Regions from separate parts of the Homo sapiens genome. Here region 1 is linked to region 2. Evidence: chromatin contacts called from ENCODE Hi-C data. All regions are on one chromosome and are shown on one strand. Each heading gives the region's core, a stretch centred on a gene start or an enhancer-like site at or near the end of the contact. The rest is flanking DNA. Distances are from core to core; before and after follow the strand shown. Region 1 overlaps LOC105376872 (a long non-coding RNA gene). Region 2 has its middle 49 kb from the start of LINC01910.

What was found. A loop is a pair of places that touch in the nucleus more often than their neighbours do. Pooled maps may share reads with other maps.
Region 1: a loop to region 2 is called in a pooled map, with 2.1 times the contacts of the local background. The contact joins two enhancer-like sites. A Hi-C loop is called at or near these places in 1 of 50 pooled maps.

The regions. Positions count from the first base shown.
Region 1 is chr18:70,487,860-70,492,938 of GRCh38, reverse strand. LOC105376872 (a long non-coding RNA gene) reads right to left here. Exons shown (of 3, transcript XR_935606.3): 3 at 1,674-2,884. Among named protein-coding and RNA genes, the nearest start is that of LINC01910, 110 kb to the right of the region's middle. Within about 2 kb of position 2,383, at least 4 of the 41 ENCODE cell types and tissues checked have a DNase peak (open chromatin) inside an H3K27ac peak, as active enhancers do.
Region 2 is chr18:70,430,867-70,436,099 of GRCh38, reverse strand. It overlaps the pseudogene RPS2P6. Among named protein-coding and RNA genes, the nearest start is that of LINC01910, 49 kb to the right of the region's middle. Within about 2 kb of position 1,990, at least 2 of the 41 ENCODE cell types and tissues checked have a DNase peak (open chromatin) inside an H3K27ac peak, as active enhancers do.

The DNA.
Region 1 (5,079 bases), core at 1,134-3,633, 56 kb before region 2:
AACACCCAGAGTAAACTATGGACTTTAGTTAATAACCATGTATTAATATTTGTTCATGAATTATAACAAATGTCTCATATTAGTGGAAGATGTTAATAGAAGAAACTGTACAAGGAAGAATAGATGACAAATCTCTGTACTATTTGTTCAATGTTTCTGTAAACCTAAAATGGTTCTAAAAACTAAAGTCTATTAATTTAAAATCAAAAAATGTATAGAAAAGTCCCATTTTAGCACCAATTGCATTTTAGCACCAGTAACTAATAATGACTGTTCAATGTTTCACAGGCCTGTTGGCACTTAATCTTCAGAGCAACCTGTTACTCTCCCCAGTATGCAGATGATAAAATGAAGGCAGTAAAGTTGAATTCTTTGCCTGGATTCACAAAGTTTGCTATGGGCTGGCCTAGGTTTGACTACAGAACTCAGGTCTTAACCATAACAATCTGTGTTTTGCCTCTTCCCTAAAAGACACCATATAAACGTCTGTGAAATGGGGGAAGTATTCCCCTTGCCTTGGGTGGAACTGAGGTGGAATCACAAAGTTCTTACTGTGTTCAGAGTACTAATCTTATTTAGGCCGTGGAAGACTGGAGTCAATGCCAGTCATGCCCCAGTGTAAAATAGATCAGGCCAGAGGTGGTTAGGACTGTATATGATGACTCTTCTGTACTGAACCTCTTACCAGTCATTGTTGATCTGGGACAAATGGAGAAAGGCTCTTTGATAATAACCATATTTTATGAGGAATAATCACTTTAAATAAATGACCAAAAATGTAATGACTTAAAGCTAATCTTTAGAACATCAAGCTATGAAGTACCTCCTCCAAGATTGTATTAGTCTTCCTAGTGCTGTCTGGTACCAATATCCTACTTGTAGATAATGAACCGGGCTCAAGTAAGTCCTATTCCAGTAGCCTCACCAATGCAAAGCGAAATGGAAGAAGCCCCAAAAGATAGTAGTAGAGGAAGACTCTATCTGCATAAAGATGCATGGCCACAAGAGGGCACTGCAGACACAATGTGGAATGCAGATGCCCACAGGTACCCAGGCGGTCACTCACTGCAAAGAGAACCAATGGGCAAAAGTTAACTCGCTTTCCAATTTTAAAAGACAAATCATGACTTAATCTACAGTAGTGACTGAATCTATATTTAAATCCCAACATGCTGCAGAGCTATTTAGTATTATTCAGAATTAGAATTATTTCCCTTAAAAGCTTCCAAAGTAATATTTAAATACTATTAATCTGTATCTTACTTATACAACTAAGTATATTATATAGCAAGCAATAAACCTAAATAAAATTGCTAGTCAAATTGAGCATGGATTAAGTGATCAGAGAATGTCATACTTCTTCAATTCTGCCCAGTGCTTATCAGAGCACCGTTCCTTCACTTAGTAGGAACATGTTACAAACTGTCATTAAATATATCTGATAAATTAGTAATACATCATCAGAACACAGCCTACAGTTTTTGGGATAAGGGATTTTTAATATAAAAACCTTCTTGAGTGTTTTCCTACTGTAAGAAATTTTTAGTAGCTTTTCTCCTGTATTTATGTGATGCAGGCTTTGATCCCAGGAGACTGTCTTAACTCTGCAAATGCCAGGGAATCCATATTTACATCATAGAGATGGGCTATGGCAAATCAAGTCAGTAGCATTGGATGGTACCAGTTTAGTTTATTCCTTAAATGAAAAACACAAAGGCTGTGCATTAACTCATAGGACCAGCTAACAAAGGGGTCTCCACATTGTCAAGTTTAACCAAGAGCAAACGGGTTTTAAAACACACCTTTACATTTTTATAATGGGGAGATGAAGAGAAGAAAATTGTGCGTCAAATGTTTTCGAATACTCATATCCATATGTGGAAATAGAAATTAAAATATCATCGTAAGAAGTTATAAAAAGCATTTGTGCAGAACCACAATATTTTGATACTATTCAAACAATAATATCTATCTTAAGGTTTGAAAGAAAGTATAACATTAGGCATCAGGTTTTTTTACTTTTTAGTTTATGATTGAGAATTAAACCACAATATAAAACCAAAAATATTTTCAAAGAGAATTTAGAAGTTATGTTGATTTATGCAAGAAGTAGTGTTATCATATTATTAATACATTAATTAATACAGCTACATTTAAAACCCTGTAGACATGGGTGTACATACCAATATTTTTTCTCTTTATTAACAAATAGAGGGAAATTATATGCTACTGTTAATCTAATTTCCTGCTTCACAACCCTCTTTTAATTTCTGACATATGTTTATGTCTGAAACAGAAGAGCAAAGCACTTGCAAACACCCCTGAGTTAAGCCTAACACTTCGGGAACTCTTGAGGATTTGAGCGACTGGTGTGGAGAGACTGTCAGTATGCAGTGCCCTCTGCTGGCCAAATTATTAAACATCGCGATAAACAAAATTCCCAAGTGTTAATATTACAATGTGGGGGAATAAAACTAAGATTATTTTGGAATTAGCCCTATAATTCCGGAGAGTCACCATTCACTACCATAATTCCTTAGTGAACAGAGATTTACTTTTATGGAACAAAACAAGCGCAAAGCTACCTGGTACAAAGAAACATCCCCTGCCAAGAATGGAATAGAGAGTGAGACTTCTTATGCCTGCCCAGGTCTCAGGTCCAAAGTCACCCCAACTGTTACCTCTTTCTCAATCTTACCGCCCCTCCTCCATGTCCCACAGCCTCTCCGTGCTTTCACTTCCCAGTTCTGCTGCAATCTTTCAGCTTGTATCTTCTCATTGGAACTGTGAGCTCATCCAGCAGAGATATGTGTCACTCCTCCTGGAAGCCTCGGACATTACAAAAATTCAGTAACTGTCTGTCCAGTTTGGGTTTCTTCAAAAGCTGTAGAATTAATCATAGGGCCAGAATCAGCAATGTTGCAATGCAGTTCCCGGTGATGAATTTAGGAAGTTGTCCTGGACCCCAGAAGTGAGACTTTTAATCATGAAGAGTGGTGAACACAATGTGTGTGGCATAATAAACCTCTGGCTGTGTATTCATTAATTTTAAAGAAGAAAACGAGTACAACATTGCTGCTAAGACTTAGACGGGCTTCTGTGTAGAATTTCCATTTGGCTTCCAGGACAGATTCTTGGGTTCAGAGGCCACTAAGAAGGGGGAAGGAAGAGAGAGAAGGCAAACTTCTGGGCCAAGGTTCAGGGGAGGTGGAGGCAAACCTCTGAGACAGAGAGAGAAAGGCAGGCCTCTGAGACAAAGAGAAATCATTCTGGGCTCCTCTGTAGGGTTCAAACTGATTCGGTTTTATCCGGAGTAAAACAAAAGCAGTCATTTTAATAAATCCTTGAAATTCACATCTTTCCAGGTGCTGTAAGAGCACTGGGAAGACAGAAAGCTTAACTAAATCTTTGTCAATGAATATTTAAGCAATATACCAGGAAGCCTTTCAGGTGATAAACAAAACCTAGTAATTATAAAGATAAAATTGTGCAATTTGACTACAATAAATAACAAGCCTTTACTCTGCAAAACAGCATTACCTAAATGTCAAAATACAAGTAACAAACTGGGAAAAGTATCTGCAACACATATGGAAAGGCTACAGTCCTTACTATTTAAAAAGTATTTATACAAACCAGTAAGAAAGTTAATGCTAACAACCTAATACGACACACGTGAGCAATTTTCAAGAAAGGAAGGAGATTGTGTCTAAGCACGTGTCAATATAGTCAACCTCACTAATAATAAAATGCAACTATTATACCTAATTAATCTAACAACTATCAAATAGGTAAAACTAAAAATATTTTATAAACTTTGTGTATTAAAGCAAATGACCCCTCTAATATGCTGTTGGCAAGAAAACTTGATTCTACAACTTTCACACAGAACAGTTTGGCAATATCTATCATAATGCACCTTACACACACGCCCAGCCATGTCTAGGCATTTTCCCTACACATCTATTCCCATTGATACAAGGAAATTCATAGCATTCTCATTTTTAATAGCAAAAAAAAAAAATATCTGGGAACAACCTAAATGTCCATGAGTGCAGGCTGAATAAAGAAATCATGGGCTGGACGCGGTGGCTCATGTCTGTAATCCCAGCACTTTGGGAGGCCAAGGTAGGTGGATCACTTGAGGTCAGGAGTTCGAGACCAGCCTGGCTAACATGGCAAAACCCTGTCTCTACTAAAAATACAAAAATTAGCCAGGCATGATGGTATGAGCCTGTAATCCCAGCTACTTGGGAGGCTCAGGCAGGAGAATTGCTTGAACCTGGGAGGCAGAGATTGCAGTGAGCTGAGATTGTGCCACTGCACTCTAGCCTGGGCGACACAGCAAGACCGTGTCTCTCAAAAAAAAAAAAAAAGAAAGAAAGAAAGAGAGAGAGAGAAAGAAAGAAATAATAGTACACCAATATTTACAGTGTACCAACATTTAAAGTGAGAGTAGGATTATATATACTAATTCAGAAAGATTGCTGAGACATTGTTTATTGGAAAAATGTGCAGAATGAAGATGATCATACACTCTCATCTTGGGTTTACAAAGAACATATATGTGTTTGTTTATCAACAGCTTCACTCTGGAAAAGTGTAGAAGGACCTCTGGGAAATATGGCTGGGAGGAGACTGAGTTGCACTGTATAGAATATACTCTGGCACTTCTTGTTCATTTTTGGCCATATCGTTATATTACTGTTTCAAAAATAAATTTGAAAAACTGCATTTTGGGAGGCTGAGATGGGAGGATGGCTTGAGGCTAGGAGCTGGAAAAAACCCTGGGCAACATGCTGAGACCCTGTCTCTATTTAAAAACAAAACTATATTTAAAAATAAACATTTCCAGCAGTTTCATCTGCAATGTGAATTGCATATGTGCAGTTAACAATAAAGTCCCTCTGTCTAGCTTCTAACTTGTCAGACACAGCAAAGAGGGTGCAAAGATGTTCGGACTGAGAAGATGAGCACTTGGCTCCCCAGGCAGGGGCTCGTGGTGACTGGAGAATGAGAACTGGATCCTAGACTCTAGGCAAGGCTGCCCGCCCCTCCCTGCCCCTACTCCCTTGGGAG
Region 2 (5,233 bases), core at 741-3,240:
TCATTTAAATCCTGGAGCAAATATGGCATTTTAAATCTACAGTTAATATAGCAACATGTTGAGCTTTGATAGGGCTGAGGGGCACACACACACCTGTTGGCCATGATTTTCTCTGAAATTTTCTTTTTCTTTTTTTTTTTTTTTTTTTTTTTGTGACAGAGTCTCGCTCTGTTGCCCAGGCTGAAGTGCAGTGGTGTGATCTCGGTTCACTGCAGCCTCCATCTCCCGGCTTCAAGTGATTCTCTTTCCTCAGCCTCCGAGTAGCTGGGATTACAGGTGCCTGACACCGTGTCTGGCTAACTTTTGTATTTTTAGTAGAGACAGGGTTTCACCATGTTAGCCAGGCTAGTCTCGAACTCCTGACCTCAGGTGATCCACCCACCTTGACCTCTCAAAGTGCTGGGATTACAGGTGTGAGCCACTGTGCCTGGCTGATTTTCTCTGTAACTTTTTATAATTAAGAAATATTTCATAATGAAACAATGCAAAGATGTCCTCTGCCTTAACTCTATCATGGTATTTGGAAGAGTTACTTTTGACAGGTCCTTGTTGAACCTTGTCTGCAAGCTGTTATTAAACATCTATGGTATTATCCACTACTTCTCTCAGTCCTATTTGAATCGGCTCCAAGTCAGAGTTCCTCCGTGCTTTCCTAACTCACCTCTTAACATATACAGCCTTTCCTCTCCACCATTTAGTTTGCTTTAGATGTTTTTTTTTCTTATTAAGAACACCACTGCTCCAATAATGATGAACTGATTTCCAAATGTCAAAGACTAATCCAACACAGAAATATCAAAGCAAAGACTGCAGATAAGCAACATGGCTTCCTCGTGATGTTTGCTGTGCTTCTAGAAAACAACTTTTCTCATGAGTCTTTTAAATCATGTTTTATCTTTACAATAATGAGTACTCTTGCCTTCTTTGAGAACATCCTCACCTCTCCCAGAGAAGTAGCATCAGCAAATTGATGGGCTGAGACTTATTTCTCCTGGGGTGACCTGCCAATAGCAGAATCATTAGCACAGTCCCCTCTAAAGCACTACTTTTTTTCAATATTCTTTTAAAATTCTCCAGCCAAAAATGATGGGAATCATGATTATTCCTGGCCACTGCCATCTCTAAAGTGGAGTTACTCTTCTTTCTATACCCAGCCATATAAAATTAAGACAATCCACTGAAATATAATTACTCATGTTTTGAAAAATAAACAGCTAAAGTAAAGCTACAGCAGTTTTAGTAATGTGCTGTTTTATTTTAGGTGATGGGAAAACCAAAAGTTATACAACTATTTATGAGGTTCAATGATGAAAGTAACACATTATTTAAAAAATTAATCTGAGTAATCATGATAGTATGGAATTTAAAATTAGAGGCAGGGTGAGGTGGCTCACGCTTGTTATCCCAGCACTTCGGGAGGCCGAGGTGGGCAGATCACTTGAGGTCAGGAGTTTGAGACCAGCCTGGCCAACATGGCCAAACCATGTCTTTACTAAAAATATAAAAATTAGCTGTGCATGGTGGCACTCACCTGTAATCTCAGCTACTCGGGAGGCTAAGGCAGGAGAATCATTTGAACTCTGGCAGTGGAGGTTGCAGTGAGCTGAGATCACGCCACTGCACTCCAGCCTGGGTGACAGAGCAAGATTCTGTCTCAAAAAAAAAAAAAAAAAGAAAGAAAGAAAAAGAAAAGAAACGAATTTAGAATTTAGAATCAGAAGACTTTAATTCCTGGTTCTTCCAGTGATCAGCTGTGTGACATTGGACAAGTTAGTTCCGTAAACCTCAATGTGCAACGTTGGGCTAATGAAGTAGCTACCTGATAAGATTGAAATAGATATTAAAAAATAATAAATAGGCATTCCATATATCATAGCTCAGGCTGCCATACAAAATATCATAGACAGGGTGACTTAAACAACAAAAATGTATTTCTCACAGTTCTGTAAGCTGGAAGTCCAAGATCAAGGTGGCCACAAGGTGGTTTCATTCCGAGACCAATTCTCTTGGCCAGCAGATGGCAGCCTTCTCGCTGTGGGCTCACATGGCCTCTTATATGCCTGTGGGGAAAGAGAGAGGGCTCTCCAGTGTCTCTTGGTGTAAGGATACTGTATCTATCCAGAGCCCCACCCTTCTGACCTCATTTAACCTTATTTACCTCCTTATAGGCCCTATCTTCAATTATAGTCACAGTTGGGGGTTAAGACTTCAACATATCAATTTGGGGGAGACACAGTTCAGTCTGTAATACCTAGGTAATATTAGTATCAGATATTTTAAGGCAGCCACAGGACTGGGCGCAGTGGCCTGTAATCCCAGCACTTTGGGAGGCCGAGGCGGGCAGATCACCTGAGGTAGGGAGCTCAAGACCAGCCTGACCAACACGGAGAAACCCCGTCTCTACTAAAAATACAAAATTAGCCAGGCGTGGTGGCGCATGCCTGTAATCTCAGCTACTAGGGAGGCAGAGGCAGGAGAATCGCTTGAACCCGGGAGGTAGAGGTTGTGGTGAGCTGAGATTGTGCCATTGCACTCCAGCCTGGACAACAAGAGCAAAACTCCATTTCAAAAAAAAAAAAAAAAAGGCAGCCACAGTACTTCTTCCATGCGTGTTTGTTGTTTTTTATTGGCCTGACAGAAAAACCCATGAGAAATAAAAATGAAATGCTAAGCTCCTCAACTCACTGAATGGACCCCCTCTTGGTCCAGGGGACCCCAGAGTAACCTTGGAAACTGAGTTCTTGACCATGATGGAATGGGGTCAGACACACCTCAATGTGCCCTTCCCCTGCTGGCCACCATTAAGCTTTCTTCCCTAAGAGCAAAACAGAAACCAGTCTTTCAAATGATTCCACCGCTATTGACCAACCTGACACTGCCCACCCCTCCTTTTTGCCTGATAAGAGACCACGGACCATGGAGTCTACAAGGAATGTGCAGTTGGAATTTTTGTGTCCTCTGGTTCACCTTTTGAAGTCAGAAGGCCAAACACTCCACTCTCCGATCATGCTAACATGGCCATTTTCTGAACATGGATCCCTTGGAGAAGCAGGAAGCTTTATTGCTCATGCACATGTTTCCTCTTTCACAAAGATTCATGACTTCTCCTGTAGCTTATTAAACACATATATTCAGCCACTTCGTTCAGCATATATTCCTGTTCCTGTTGCCCCTCCCTCAAAATGTCTGTTTCTGGCTTCCCACCCTGTCAGATGGCCACCCTGCAGGCTGCAACCCTTTCCAAATTTATAAGCCTTGTCATTCTTCAGTTGACAACCATAATCCCTATGGCATAACTTGCACTGCATGAAAATTATATTGATAGGTGTAACCAAAATAAATAACTTTATTAAGTTATGTAATTAGAGGTATGTGGAATTTTTCACTCTGCTTTCTCATGAAACAAAGCATAATCATTTCAACGCTCCTACAAAATAGTTACAATCACCACTGTCATGTCTTAATGTTTTACAGTTGGAATAGTAAAAACTATGTCCCTGTAATATACTAAAAAGTTTTAAGTGCTTACCTAAGAATATCCTTTAATGAAAGATGTTTGTTCAGGTTTCTGCCTCAGCCTCTGAGTAGCTGGGATTAGAGGCACCCGCCACCACGCCCGCCTAATTTTTGTATTTTTAGTAGAGACGAGGTTTCACCATGTTGGCCATGCTAATCTCAAACTCCTGACCTCAGGTGATCTGCCTACCTCGGCCTCCCAAAGTGCTGGGATTACAGGTATGAGCCACTGTACCTGGCCCATTGTACCATTTTCTTACTATGAAGATGTTTATTTTTATTTGAACTTCCTGGGCAATAAAAATAATGTTACAGTTTTAAACACTGCTATATATATTTATATATTATACTTTTTGAAAAGGCAATGAATGACAGATCACATCAGTTTATACTTTTACCATATGAGCTGCCATTTCCTGATACCCTCACAAATACTGGTCATTATTGTTCCTTTTTACTCTCTGCCAAATTGGCAAGTGGAAAATTACTTAACATTGCCTTTCTTTGGTTTCTATTGAGTTCAACTTTTTTTTTTTTTTTTTTTTTTTAAGACGGAGTCTTGCTCTGTTGCCAGACTGCAGTGCAGTGGCACGATCTCGGCTCACTGCAACCTCCACCTCCCGGGTTCAAGCAATTCTCCTGCCTCAACTTCCCAAGTAGCCGGGTCTACAGGCACCCGCCACCAAGTCTGGCTAATTTTTGTATTTTTAGTAGAGACAGGGTTTCACCATGTTGGCCAAGATGGTCTTGATCTCTTGTCCTCATGATCTGCCTGCCTTGGCCTCCCAGAGTGCTGGGATAACAGGCGTAAACCACCGTGCCTGACCTGAGTTCAACTTTTTTCACACTTCTTGTTGTCCACCCAAGGTTTCATTTGTACAATACATATCTCTGATTAGTAGGGTTTTGTTAAGTACATGATGATATCTGCAATCTTGGGAAAGGGACTTTATGGGAGGTAACTTCACTATTCCTAAAACCTCCCAACTTGATTCTTCTTATTCTCAAAATATTATTAAATCCCACACTGACCCTGCACTGCGGCATCCTGAGAAAACTCCACCTGCACCCTCTGGGTGTGACACAATTCCTACATTCCATTGTCAGGCAGATAGTGAAGATTACTTAGTACTAGGTGGGGGGATGTTTTGTAGGAATTCCTGGGCTTCAGTTTAATCCAATGTTGAATGCCAGACCCTCCAAGGTGACACTTCCTCTTTCATCATGTGGACTTTTCATCCTTAAATCTTCTTCTAGCGTGTTGCTGTGTAATCCTCCTTGACTGAATAAACAGTTAGGACTGTATTTCTCAACTCAGGGAGAATTCCTATTGCCTCATGTCTGGATTTGTCAGAAGTCTCACCCAGCCTATTATAATCAATCTTTATTTTAGAAGCTGTTCTTTTTTCTTTTTTTCCCCCACAGGCTTAATTCACTTTATTTTTTGTGTATAAAACCCTGTGTTGTAGCCACAGCTGGAGCCTGGGTCCTCTGCACGGAGACTCTGGGTCGGCCTTGACCAGGTGTGGTCAGTGAATTCCTGATAGGAAGACTTGGTGAATACAGGCTCCTTCCAAAGGTCGGGGGGTCAGGTAGCTGTAGGTCTTAGAGCTGTAAGGTCAAAGATGGCCTTGGCGCAGTTGCCCAGGGTGGCAGTGCAGCCCCTGGCTGAGGTGTAGCAGACATCCATACCAGCCATCATGAGCAGCTTCTTGGG